Regions from separate parts of the Homo sapiens genome. Here all the other regions are linked to region 1. A link is a contact called in ENCODE Hi-C data. All regions are on one chromosome and are shown on one strand. Each heading gives the region's core, a stretch centred on a gene start or an enhancer-like site at or near the end of the contact. The rest is flanking DNA. Distances are from core to core; before and after follow the strand shown. Region 1 has its middle 84 kb from the start of LINC01307. Region 2 has its middle 87 kb from the start of DPH5-DT. Region 3 has its middle 100 kb from the start of S1PR1-DT.

Evidence for each region. Hi-C counts contacts between places; a loop is a spot of excess contacts on that map. Pooled maps may share reads with other maps.
Region 2: a loop to region 1 is called in a map with no recorded cell type, with 6 times the contacts of the local background. The contact joins two enhancer-like sites. A Hi-C loop is called at or near these places in 6 of 37 single-sample maps with no recorded cell type and 3 of 50 pooled maps.
Region 3: a map with no recorded cell type shows a loop between it and region 1 (6-fold over the local background). The contact joins two enhancer-like sites. A Hi-C loop is called at or near these places in 6 of 37 single-sample maps with no recorded cell type and 4 of 50 pooled maps.

Annotation. Positions count from the first base shown.
Region 1 is chr1:101,405,052-101,409,747 of GRCh38, forward strand. No RefSeq gene overlaps it. Among named protein-coding and RNA genes, the nearest start is that of LINC01307, 84 kb to the left of the region's middle. Within about 2 kb of position 2,765, at least 3 of the 41 ENCODE cell types and tissues checked have a DNase peak (open chromatin) inside an H3K27ac peak, as active enhancers do.
Region 2 is chr1:101,110,007-101,114,702 of GRCh38, forward strand. No RefSeq gene overlaps it. Among named protein-coding and RNA genes, the nearest start is that of DPH5-DT, 87 kb to the left of the region's middle. Within about 2 kb of position 2,550, at least 14 of the 41 ENCODE cell types and tissues checked have a DNase peak (open chromatin) inside an H3K27ac peak, as active enhancers do.
Region 3 is chr1:101,134,510-101,139,205 of GRCh38, forward strand. No RefSeq gene overlaps it. Among named protein-coding and RNA genes, the nearest start is that of S1PR1-DT, 100 kb to the right of the region's middle. Within about 2 kb of position 2,467, at least 3 of the 41 ENCODE cell types and tissues checked have a DNase peak (open chromatin) inside an H3K27ac peak, as active enhancers do.

The DNA.
Region 1 (4,696 bases), core at 1,515-4,014:
TGTTGACATCTTGGGGGCCCATGATTCTGTCTACTACTGATGGTAAATGCTTACTGTCACCTCTGTCCAGATATCTTTACCACAACAATTTTATTGATTGCCAAGCACAGAGTACTAAGATGATTTTTAGTACTTTGTAATTTCTGTTAAAAAACAGTGGTTTTAAATTTTTTATAGGTATTTTATTTACATTTTGAATGGAAAGCATGAAATACATTTAGCACTTCAAAAAGTAGGATATTTGGGAGATGATTGGCTCTTGATTGCATTGGAAGCCAAATGAATTATTTACTGCATAAGTACAGCACATATTTTCATAAAGCAGTTTCTAAATGAACAAAGTGATTTTCTATGCCATTTTCTAAACAAAAGAGATTGATTTCACATTTTCTGAATACATGACCACTCCCACCACATGCTAGCTATATGGCATTCTCTGAAAGTTATAATATATAAGTGCAATCTGATTCATTCAACATGAAATGCACGGTTTTATAGATAATCATTTTGTCATAGGAGATGTTTCTAATTAATCGTATCACTCATACCAGATGCATCGTTCTCCAGTTTCTAAAATGGAACCTGATTTTTGGCCAGAATAGTATAAGTTTGGTGAGTATAAGTGACAAAAATGTTGTCTTAGCGTGTACAACATACCTTCAACAAATTGTCGTTTGCTTGTTGAAAATCTGGTGGCAACTTCACATCCTGGAAAAGCCTCTGGGGCCCAAATGGTTTTAGTGTTTGTGGGTGAATATGTTATGCCTCACAGAATGTTATGCTTTGTTTGGGTTTGCTTATAGTACTTTAACATAATCTCAAGTTACTCCTTCTTTACTTGCACTACAGAGTGTTCCATATCCCTGCCTCTCTCTCTTGAGCCTCAGTTATGGCATCCTCTGTTTACCTTAACTCCTGTCTTCCTTGCCTCTTGGCCCCAAAGCACTTATTTTGATATAACTCCCATTTAGCATCTGTATGGACATCTTCTGACATTTTTTCTGCCTCCCTAACTAACCTAAATGTTCTTTGAAGGCAAAGGCTGCCTTACTTCACACTAATCATAACATCCTATGCATAGTAAACACTTAGAAAACTGATGCTGATGATATCATCACGTTACTCAAGTTTTCTATTCTGGTCCTTCTCATTGTTTCATTTCATCCCCCTTTATCTCTGGATCAAATTGAAGCTGCTGATTAAATTATTTAAACAAAGCTTTGGCCATGTTGTTTTTTGTTTGTCTTCCCTCCTTTTTTCTTTCCCGTTGGCTGTCCGATATGCATGCTCTTCTTTACTATTGGGCACCAAACCGTATTGCTCCTTAATGTATCTCTGGCCACTTTCTCCAGGTAATCTTGATGAAGTTCCTTTAGCCATTTTCACCTCACCAGGACCATCTAGAGGCCAATTTTATGTTCAGCTTAGTCCTGTAATCATACCTTATTCTTTATTTTGGAAGACAGTGCTCCTGTCTGTGATTGTGGCTGAAAGGCTAATGTTCAACATCCAATTCTTGACATTTTCCTGGGTCATCATGCTCCTTCCTTGGGGTTCCAAATGCTGCTCGCTTGTAGCTCTATTTGGAAATCTTTTGATTCTGCATTGAATTGTAATGCAGAATAAAACATAAAAGTTGGTTATTTCTCTACCCTTATTAGATTTTCAAAATTTTGCAAAAAGAAGGGATGGGCACATCTGTGGCATATCAGCACAGTACTGGGGACTAGCAGTAGGTACTTAATAGATATTTGGAATTAAAACAAAACAATCTTTTCCACCATGGAGCCAAGTTTGTCCTGTGATTAAGGACTATTTCTACAATTCAAAGAGCTGTTCTTAAATAGTAAAGCTGTCATCTTGATTCACTGCCAACCCAAGGCCTTGCTCAAAATGAATGATTTTGCTCCGTATTTCTTAAAGTATATTCTCCTACATTGTTAGAATGATAATCACTAAATACTAAATGCTTCAATAAAGTGTATAATGTGCTTCACATATTGAGAATATATTTATAGGAATCTTTATAATTTAGTTGTATAAGTTGGGCAAGTTAACCTCTTTGTGTCTAGGTTTTTTATTGTGTAAAATGGGGATAAGTATTGTGGACAAGCCTCACAAGTCCTTTTTTTTTTTTAAGTAATTTCTGATAGTTCTACCTTTAATTCCACCACTTTCCTCCATTCACCAAAGATTTGTTATAATATTTCTGCTATTTACAGGATTCTCCAGGTTTTTCCTACAGATGGAGACAGTTCCTACAGTAGAAAGTGGTAATTTATGTGTGACGTGACCACTAGCTGGCCTTACCAATGTGTCTTTTTCATGCTTTAACTGTAGTTGGGTCAAAAGTTGGAAAACTGAGGTGATGAAATCTGTCAGAGAAGCATAGAACTATTATTTTGTGGCAATGTTAAGTGATTTTTAAAAACAGATGTTAATTGAGGTCCAAGCAGTAAATTAGTAGTTAAACCTCCCTTAGGTTTTACAAAGAGAGTTCAAGACTGACTTAAGATCCCTGTCCTGGATTAACATGAAGTGAGACTTAAAATTAGATTGCCAAGAAGGTAATGTATCACCAAAGGGTCAGGTGATATATGACCAAAGGGTCAAGGTGAAAAGAGAAGGTGATATATCACCAAAGAGTCAGGGTGCACCTTGTTTGCAGTGATATTTGTTGGGGCAGCTCTTAAAAACGAGCAAAGGTCAAAGTTGTTAATGAAGCTGACCCCACAGGTGTGAAGCTTGTAGGTTTCAGTTCAGTTTTACCCTTCAGAGATCAGTGACAGCCAGCCCTAGAGGCACCATCTGCAGCCCTATGGGAAAGAGGTCTGATTTAGAACATGTGGGAAAGGAAGAAGTACATTTGAATTTGAAAGTTGACTTAATTATATTCTCTGCTTTCAGAGAGCTTCCCCTTTGCACATCTCACCCTTTTTCTTACCCACGCTGCAGAACTATTTTGGCATATGTTTTACCCCAAATGACTGGTTCCTATTTTCAATTCTGTATCTAGTTGAGAGATACAGATGAGGGGTCAGGAAAGTTATTCTATGGTTTGGAGTCTTGCCAGGCTCAGTTGATATCTTTGACAAGAGCAAGGCTACTGCTCATTTCTGATGTCCCTGTCTGGGGAGCTCAAAGTGCTGTGTAGATGTTGTCTCATTCATTTTACCTGAGGCAAGTTGGAGGCATGCATCAGTGTAAAATTTTCTTTAAAGCTTCATTCATATGAGTAAGAAATAGATAAAAGGAAAATACTGCCTATGAGTCAGAAACAGATATATTTAAGAGATGACACTGAAAAAAGCTAAGGTTTTAATAATATTTTTGCCTTATTCTCTTGGGACAGATGAGGAGGATATAATCACAGGGCAGGTTTCACTGAGGAAGTTGTTATAAAGGGCAAGAATATAGTGCAGTGTTTAGTTTAAAGAGGGCAGCTTATAGCTGTATATCCATTCAATATATCCCAGAAGATTGGCGATAAATTTAAGACAATGTCTCCAAGTTGATTGGGCATATATTTCCAGCTTTGCTGCCTCCATTCTTTTGTTATTGGCCAACAAACCTCCTATTTTAATTTTTTATTTTTGGATAGAATTAACTGGAGACACTGTAGAATCTTAAACTTTTATGATGCTGTTTTTTCTGCCACATTATAAAAGTATTAAATTAAGAATCAACAAATGTAAATTACTTTTTGTTCTGCTGCTGTGAACCTTGAGTGGGAGCAATACTAAGCATCTTAGACCTGAGTTCCTTCATGTATAAAATGAGAAGGAGGAACCATATCACCTCTAAGATCCCTTCCAGCTTTGCAGTTTCCAGAAGTAAGAACATGTTCTATTACCTGCCATGAAGAAGAAAACATGGGAGAATATGGGAATCTTCTTTTCTGAAATCTCCTTTGTATGATTTTTCTTTCTCTCTTTTAAAATCATAGCTATAATTTTAAAAATCTCATTTAAAACTCTCTGTGTTTATTGTAGAAAAAAGTTAGAAAATATAAATAAGCAAAAATAATGTAAGAACTATGCATAATATCACTACTCTTGGATAATTACTGTTAACACTTTGGTAGACATTATTTCTGACTTTCTTTCTGAAAACACACCCATAAGCACACATATCCTTTAGTTATGCTAGTGACATCTTGAAGGATATTAAGGCTAAGTACATTGAGAAAACTTTACTACTAGATGTTCAAGATGTACCAAGCTTGGAAGATGATACAGAACAGTCCTTTACTTTCTCCTCTGAGTTATGTGTCAGTTCATCCAGGTTTGCCTCAGATGGGCTCCCTCTGGGCTCCCTTTTTACCATTTTTTCTCTCTGCTAGTTTATTGGTTTCCACTCTTGAAAAGGTGGTGTCAGGGCCTTTCATTCTGTGCTTTATTTAGAAGGGATGTTTTGTAAAAATCAGAATTAAACATTTACAGGCAAAAAACCCTTTGATTATATTGATGCCTTTTATAGCAAAAATGTAATACTTTACTAGTCTAACAGATTCTCTCTCTCTTTTTTCCTACCTTAAAAAGGCACAAACAAAACAAAACAGAATGAAATAATAACTGTAACAACAACAATAACAATATAAGAAAAAACAAAACACAAAATTCCTAGGAAGCAGTAGAAAAGAAAATAAAGAGATGAGGAAGAGCTCTGAGCTCTGACCTGCTTTATATTTACATAT
Region 2 (4,696 bases), core at 1,300-3,799, 300 kb before region 1:
ACGACTTATTCCCATTTTATCTGGGCTACCTAAATTCTGAATATATCCTCCATTTTCATGTAACTTAGCTTTTAATATGTTGCTGTTTAGTTAATCTTTCTACCTGCTTCAATCACTGCTGTCCTTCTTGTTTGCTTGGTAAACTTCTACTCCAAACTTCCAGTTTCAGTTTTACTGAATTTTCCCTGAAGACCTTCCCATATCAACCACCACCTTCCCAAGTAGACTCAAGCAAAGATTTCCTCTGAGCTCCCATAGCACCTGTACATACTTCCCTAGATCGCTTCCATACTCATTATTTGTTTATATGTCTGTTTTTCCTTTTGGACTGGAAGCTTCTTGAGTGCTGGGACTGTTGCTCGTTTACAGTTGTGTTTTCTCCCCTTAACACATGCATTTAGTGCCTGGTTCACCATAGGCAATGAAACATGATTGTTTAATAAATGAATGAAGCATGCATCATTGAATAGAGCATGTAGACAAAGATGAGACTGTAGAAAACTCCAGAAGTCAAGCTGAGGGAGTGCCTTTGTACCCTGACTGTGTCCTGCCTTTTACCCAAGCTGCACTCAAAATGGAGGAACTTCAGGAAAGTAGCCCTTATCAATCCCAGATTCTAAAACCTCTTCTCCCTTGTTTTCCCCAATTATTATTTCCTCATTGCATACCTAGACTACAAACTCTGCCTTCTGCTCCCATTTCTAGCCTAGAACTTGCCTCGGAAACACCTCACCGTGGATTTGGTCCATTCACCTGTGAGCCTCAGTGTTCCTCCTTACACACAGTTTATTCCGTCTTCTTCTTGCCATTTTATCTCAAGTGACTACATTCTGAGCCAGCCTTTGACCCCCCAGACTATGCTTCAGTGTTGGTTCTTATGTCCCACACTGCTTTGAGGGGTCAGGCCTAAAGGTAGGGAGAGATGTATAAGGCAGTGCCATGATAAATATCAGCCTAATTTCACGAGAGAAATAAAAGAGTCACGGGAGAGAGTCCAGAGTACCACCCTGACAATTTTATCTGAAAACATCTCTTTGTTTTAATGCCGCTTTTCATAGCCTAGTATACACATACCACATGAGTCCACACATGCATGCCTTCTTCCTTTCATTTATTTCTTTTGGCCTTTATTGAGCTCTTTCTGATCACCAATCACTATGCTAGGCTCTAGAATAAAATATTTCAGAATAAAGAAGTTTCCCCTGCTCTTCCAATTGCTTATAATCTGGGAAGGAAAGATAGTTCCATGAGTGATAATTACAGGATAATAAAATAAATATGTCAATTGAACACTGGCCCAATAGTAACAAAGCAAAGGGAAATGCAGTCATAAAGGTAACACCGAGTGCCTGACAAACCAAGAATATTAAATACTTCATCCGAGGCTCTCCGTAACCCGCCCTATCCTATCTTTTCCAACCTTATTTCTTTATACTGTTACATACTCTAAACTCCAACCAAAGGTAAGACTACCATAGAAGATGCCCATTATGAAATTTAGACAGTTTATTTTGGGGATACATTTTCTTATAGTTCCATGAATACCAAAAGGGCTATGGCAACAGCTTGTAATTTCTATAGTCTTGTAATTCAACATGGCAAAGTAAGGTTGATCTATTTTGGGAAGGTATTTTGATAGGGTAACTTTGTGTTAAATATAGTCAGCCTTCTGCTAGCATTATGTATAATGACAAATAATCTAAATGTAGTTTCACAGATAATCTAAAGTCACGTGCAGGTTTACAATGTATTTTCTGCCTTCCTGCTCTGCCATCTCTCCTAGGAAGGATATCCCATAGTTTTGCCCTTTTTAGGCTAATGTTAACAATCACAATTTAATGTTAACAAACATTTTCTAACCACATGCCACTGTTGATATGTTTCTGATGGATAATGAGGAAGGAAACTGTTTAACAACTAAACATTGTCTTGCATTATCCCTAAATGCATAATCAGATATATGTTAAAATGACACATTTTTCTCTTGTGTGTGTGTGTGCAAACAACTTGCATAAAAATAGTCTAACTTCTGTACCAAAGAGGTGTACAATACATGTAACTATAGTGTTCACTTGTAGTATGTTAGAACCCACCTTTGGGTGGAGTTACACTACTGCCAACGGATTTAGTTGTTGTGGTTTATTCTAACACTTTCGGTCACTTTGAACAATCAAGGGTGTTTGATCCAACGTTAGAAGACTGCATTTCATGAGAACCAAGACAACATCTACTACAGCTGTCTGGGCCAGCAGCGTGCGTCACACCACAGACAGCCTGCCCAGCCACTTCTTTCCGGTTCCTGTTTTTGTCTGAAAATGGCAAAGTTGGGAATTAAAAATTAGTTGTAAGAGCCCCCAAATGTAATTCTTTGTAATCAAATGTAACTGTTGGCAAAAGCACATTTGTTTTTGAAATCAAATATAAATGTGCATACAGTATTGATTCCTTTTTAAAATAAATTTAAATATATCTGATGAAGCAGCACAGTTACACCCTTTTCCTTCTGCATTTTTAATCTTTATCAGAACACTAGCTCTCCAGACTTAGATTACAAGTGTGCTCTGTTTCCCTTTGCCTCAAACTCTTTCCTTGGTAACTAACTGCACTGCTGCTTCTGTGGCCTCATTTTAATTTCATGCTTCAGCAAATGCAATCTGGCCCTGCTCTCAACAAACTGCTTAATCAAAGCTTGCCCATCTCCCAACCTCATTGGCCACTTTCAGGTAATCATTTTATCAGTCTTTTTTAAAGTCTTCAACACCAACTATCTATGCACTCTTCTCTTTACTGTTGTTAACTCGCAAATATCTTTCAGTCCTCTTTTCCACTCTAACTCTTAGATTTGTGCTGAATGTCTTTGGACCTTTTCTTTCCTCTCTCACTTATTTTCTTCCACAGCTTTTTTTTTTAAATGCTAAAATGAACTTAAAAACACAAAAGTAATGAATGTCTGTTGTAACAATACAAAGAGTACAGTGAACTATCCAGTAACAAATTAGCTGTCTTTCCTTCTTCCCATATGTATACACACATACATTTATATATTTGTATTTACATATATGTATATCATATATTCATACATATATGTATTTACCAATGACTTTCTTCACAGAATTGGAAAAAAACTACTTTAAAGTTCATATGGAACCAAAAAAGAGCTCACATTGCCAAGACAATCCTAAGCAAAAAGAACAAAGCTGGAGGCTTCATGCTACCTGACTTCAAACTATACTAAAAGGCTAGAGTAACCAAAACAGCATGGTACTGGTACCAAAGCAGAGCTATAGACCAATGGAACAGAACAGAGGCCTCAGAAATAACACCACACATCTACAACTATCTGATCTTTGACAAACCTGACAAAAACAAGAAATGGGGAAAGGATTCCCTATTTAATAAACGGTGCTGGGAAAACTGGTTAGCTATATGTAGAAAGCTGAAATTGCATCCCTTCCTTACACCTTATACAAAAATTAATTTGAGATGGATTAAAGACTTCAATGTCAGACCTAAAACCATAAAAACCCTAGAAGAAAACCTTGGCAATACCATTCAGGACATAGGCATGGGCAAGGACTTCATGACTAAAACACCAAAAGCAATGGCAACAAAAGCCAAAATTGACAAATGGGATCTAATTAAACTAAAGACCTTCTGCACAGCAAAAGAAACTACCATCAGAGTGAACAGCCAACCTACAGAATGGGAGAAAATTTTTGCAACCTACCCATCTGACAAAGGGCTAATATCCAGAATCTACAAAGAACTTAAACAAATTTACAAGAAAAAAAAATCAAATAACCCCATCAAAAAGTGGGCGAAGGATATGAACAGACACTTCTCAAAAGAAGACATTTATGCAGCCACCAGACACATGAACAAATGCTCATCATCACTGGTCATCAGAGAAATGCAAATCACAACCACAATGAGATATCATCTCACACAAGTTAGAATGGCAATCATAAAAAGTCAGGAAACAACAGGTGCTGGAGAGGATGTAGAGAAATAGGAACACTTTTGCACTGTTGGTGGGAGTGTAAACTAGTTCAACCATTGTGGAAGACAGTGTAGCGATTCCTCAAGGATCTAGAACTAGAAATACCATTTGACCTAGGGATACCATTACTGGGTATATACCCAAAGAATTATAAATCATGCTACTATAAAGACACATGCACACGTATGTTTATTGTGGCACTATTCACAATAGCAAAGACTTGGAACCAACCCAAATGTCCATCAGTGATGGACTGGATTAAGAAAATGTGGCACATATACACCATGGAATACTATGCAGCCCTAAAAAGGATGAGTTCATGTCCTTTGTAGGGACATGGATGAAGCTGGAAACCATCATTTTGAGCAAACTATTGCAAGAACAGAAAACCAAACACCGCATGTTCTCACTCATAGGTGGGAATTGAACAATGAGAACACTTGGACACAGGGCAGGGAACATCACACACCAGGGCCTGTTGTGGGGTGGGGGGTGGGGAGGGATAGCATTAAGAGAAATAACTAATGTAAATGACAAGTTAATGGGTGTAGCACACCAACATGGCACATGTATACATATGTAACCAACCAACACATTGTGCACATGTGCCCTGGAACTTAAAGTATAATTTAAAAAAATAAAATAAATAAAAATAAAAATAAATACCATTGTTATCAAGAAAAAAACACACAAAAG
Region 3 (4,696 bases), core at 1,217-3,716, 270 kb before region 1:
TCCAGCCACCTGTGCTCCGGCTTTCATTCCCTCCCACCTTCTCCAAGACCTACAGCTATCAGCTGCCTCTTTTCTTTCCTGTGTCTTTAGCTTCTTCCTCTCTTTCAGCTCCTTCCCTCTAGCCTATAAACAAGCTCCAGTCTTTTGCAGTTTGCAAAACAAACAGTGCTTTTCTCACCATCCTGAATTTCTCCTTCTATTCATTCTTAAACCTCTTGAAAGACTGAGGTCTGTTCACTTTCTCCACTTTCTTCCCACTCCTACAGGCTCCTGCCACCCCTCAACTGAAAGTGCTCTATGAATGTTACCCATGGCTGCTTAGGTGCCACATCCAGTAGGCAGTTTTCATTATTTATTTATCCAATCTGTCTGCAGTTTTGACAAGTTGGTTTTTAAAATCTTTCTTTCCCTGGATTCCAGGGAACCACTTCTCTTAATTCTATAATTGTTCCTTGTCCCTTTTCCTCTGTCTACCCTCAACTATTGTGCATCCTATTTTGCCCTTTGGAGTCCCTTCTCAGCCTGCACAGAGTTGACAATTCCAGGCCAATGGCATCACCATAGGCTAATGACTCCAAAATGTCTCCCTCAGCCTCAGCATTCTCCCGTTTTCTAAACTCAGTTGCAAACTGAACATGGCCACCTGGATGTGCAGTATAATTCCCTTTCCCCTGAGCTACCCCCCAACCCCTGTTTCCCATAGCTTGGTACCTGGCTATCAAGTGCCCATGTAGAAACATGGAAAAGATTCTATTGTCTTCGTTTTCTAAATACCTAATCCAATTAGGATTGTGTGTTGTGTGCATTTCAATAAAGTATGTCTTTAAGACTATTTCCCTTATTTGTGTATCCTGCATGGCTCTTTAGCTATTTAGCTAATAGTTGTTTAACTATTCACTTCCTCAAATAAGATGGCACCACATTAAGAATCTTATAAAATATTCTTTATTTACTATAAAACTGTCTGTAGTAACTTCCAAATCTTTTTTAAGAACATCTGGAAATTTAGGCCAGAAATTTGATTTATTAATAATTAAAATATAGCAATGAAATAGCATTTCACATCTATTAGGAAGGCTACTAAAAAACAAAGAAAATAACAAGTGTTGACAAGGATGTGGAGACATAGGAACTCTTGTGCACTGCCATTGGAAATGTAAAATGGTGCTGCCATTGTGGAATGCAAAATGGCGATTCATCAAAAAATTTAACATGGAATTCTCATACTATTCAGCGATTCCACTTGTATGTCTATACACAAAAAAATTAAAAGTAAAGACTGAACAGATATTTGTACACCAATGTTTATAAGAGTATCATTCACAATAGCCAAAAATGGAAATGACCCAAAGAACAATCAATGGATAAATGAATCAGCAAAATGTGGTATATACATACATACAATGCAATATTTTTGGCTTTCAAAAAATTAAAATTCTGATACCTACTACAACATGGATGAACCTTGAGGACATTATGCTAAGTGAAATAAGCCAGACACAAAGGACAAATGTGATTCCTCTTATCTGAGGTACCTGGAATAGTCAAATTCATAGAAACAGAAAGTAGAATAGTGGCTTCCAGGAGGTGTGGGGAAGGGATAACAAGGAGCTATTTTTTACTGAATACAAAGTTTCTATTTGGGATGATAACAAAGGTTTTGGAGATGAATACTGGTGATATTTGCACAACGACATGAATGTATGTAACGCTGTTGAATTGTACACATAAAAATGGTTAAAATGGTAAATTTTATGTACCTTTTCCTACAATTAAAAACATTAAAAAAAAATCGAATTTTTCAAAACTTTCATTTCTTTAGTGTTCTGGAAGAATTTACTCTGTCCTAAATGATACAAGGGAATGGGAACTAACTGAAGCACGTGATCTCTTGGCAAAATCAGAGATGTCAACGGGCAATTTGAAGCCTCTGGGTGAAAAGAAATAGAGAGCATCTGTAGATGTGAGGGTGATCTGCTGCAAAACCTGTCCCTCTAGTGATTGCAGAAATTCCTTCCTTCCTTGTCTGTTTGCATCTCCCCAGATGTATGGCAGTGGAGTGTGAGTTTCTCAGCTTGAACTGGACTCTTCATACTTCTGTTAATGGAAACATAAATACAGTGCACCCAATAACAAAATAGAACTATTCCTAGAAAAAAAAAATGTTTAAAATACATACATTCATAGAGTAATTATAAAGCAATCCAAACGCTGAATAACAGACAAAAGCAACTCAAGATCAGAACAAAGCTTTTGGGACCTCTAACAGGGAAATATGTGTATGATTGTTAAGCTCCAAAGTAAATAAAGCATGAAAACCCAAAACTGCTTATCTGTGTGGTTTTCATAGTGTCAATATATATGCAGAGTTGGTCTGACTGCACTGAAAGCCATTAAAGGTCATGGAAGTAAAAACAAAAGTCAGACTGTCTGTGTGAAACTTTGGCAAGCAAATGCCAACTTTCTTCAACATTTTCTCAGTTCTGAAGAAGTGAGCGAGAGGTGGCAGTAATGGTCTTTCTCTCTCTCTCTCTGTCTCCCCCTCCCTCCCTCTCTCTCTCAATTGTAAATTAAACCATTATTTTCTTTGTGCCCCCACAAATAGAATTCAATATTACAGTGAAATTTGCCAATGAAAGAGATGACCTGTTCCTTTTAATATCTGTTTATTTTCATGCATATTGCACCAAAGTTAAAATGAGAACTTTGTCCTTTTAAATTGACCTGCTTTGGGGAAAAAATAGGCACTCTCTTAGAAATGGCCTCCTCCTCGTCAAATTAAAATTGCTTCAGATCAGCGAAGACCACAAGAATACTCACTGTAGCCACATAGAATCAGGATGCCAGAAATAGCAAATCACACATTTTTCTTTAGTTGTGCAAGACAGCTTTTTAGTACAGATCAGGAAGCTGCTGAAATGTTAGGTTGATATGGGTGACAAATTATATTGGTTGAAAAAGTAGCTACACTCAGTGGGATGAATTTGCCTAGGTATTTACATTTACTCAGCAACTGGGTACTGAGGATAGCGTTTTGTTTTGTTTTGCAGAGGGGTGGAAAAGTATGGAAATGAAGCAGTATGTTAATTCTACAAGCATTTAAGGAATGATTACTGTATGTGGGACACTATGCTAGGTACAGTTGTGAGTTACTTAAAGCTCACAAGTGTTGAGTAATTTCCCCCAAGGTCTCATTGCTAATAAATAACAGAACATAGGCGTTTGTAATTCTAAAGTCCATGTTTTTAACCTCTATTCTATGTTAGTGCTCAATTACATTTGTTAAAAGGGCAAGGTTCTGCATTATATGTTCCTCTATCTGGACTCCCCCCATAACACCTGGATCAGTCTTCCCCAATACAGTTTCCCTTTCCTCAGTCCTCTTCTACGAACCAAGACATTCAACAGGTCTTACTCATTGACCCTAAGTTCCATATACCTGTGTTGCTGCTACTACAACTACTATTGCTACAGTTAATAGCACTAGTTCTATTACAATGTTACTGTTACTAACAATGAGAATTGATAAAATTCATTGAGTACTTACTGTATGGATGGAACTCTGAAAAGAATTTTGCACTTGATCTTAGCCAAAAGCCCAAGAAGTGATTGCTAAGGATTTTGTAAGCCTTATTTCATGTAACACTTTCAGTAGTAGTTGGAGATGCATGCGCTGGAAATAGACTTTTCTGGGGTTAGGTGCTAGCCTCTTTATTCATTAGCTGTGTGGCCATGGGCAAGTTGTTTAACTTTCTGGACTTTTGATTTCCTCACTTGTAAAAATGAAAATAATAAAAATATCTAAGAGAAGTTTGGAGAAAAATACATAATGTAATTTAAAGAAATGGCTAGCATACCTGATAAATATTAGCTATAAGTTGTCATCACTATTAATAAAAATACTATTAATAGTTTCATCCATTGGTAAAATCCCTGCCGTGTTCGTACTGTCCAGCTATGAAGAATTTTACCTTGGCTTATTTTTTATAACTATTTTTTTTTTAATTTCAGTTCCCTGTGTGAAACCCTATTTTGATCCCCAGTCCAATTTTCCGGATTGTTAGCCGTCTGTTTTATTCCAGGGGACTGGATCTTGTCCCTAACCGCTGCTCAGCCTCTGGCTGGGTTGCTGCACATCACCCACTTCTGCCTAACATCTCACCTAAGGTAGGGCATGCATCATTATAGCTACAGAGGAATCAAAGGTGAAAAGAAATAGTCCTGTCCTAAAACAACTTATAATCTTTAAAAAATAGAAAATATCATATCAGACATAACTTATACATCTCCTTGGATCCCAGTGGCCTTGCCCTGCCTGCCTCTCAGGCCATTAGCTTCTCCTTGGAGGCCTCTGCGGTACACTTTCTCTATTACTCATGTAGTTCTGCTGAATGGAGCCAACTAATTACTTCTCCAAGAATATCAGCCCTCCACGGTGGTTGCCACTGTGCAACCAGGTAGCCAGCCATATGCCCAGAGTCTCTGGCTGCTTCTGCCATTTATGGGTTCAGATGAAACATTTCACCACAGGGCATGGTTTTTGGCTTCCTGATCAGCCAGATATTACATCTGGAAGTACAGGAAAATTAACTCCCTGTGGGATCAATTTGAGCCAAAGAAGGGAAACAAATAATAGTTCTCTCTCCTCTCTTCCTTCCAACCACAGTTTTCCAGAGTGGCTGAGCAATATGCATAG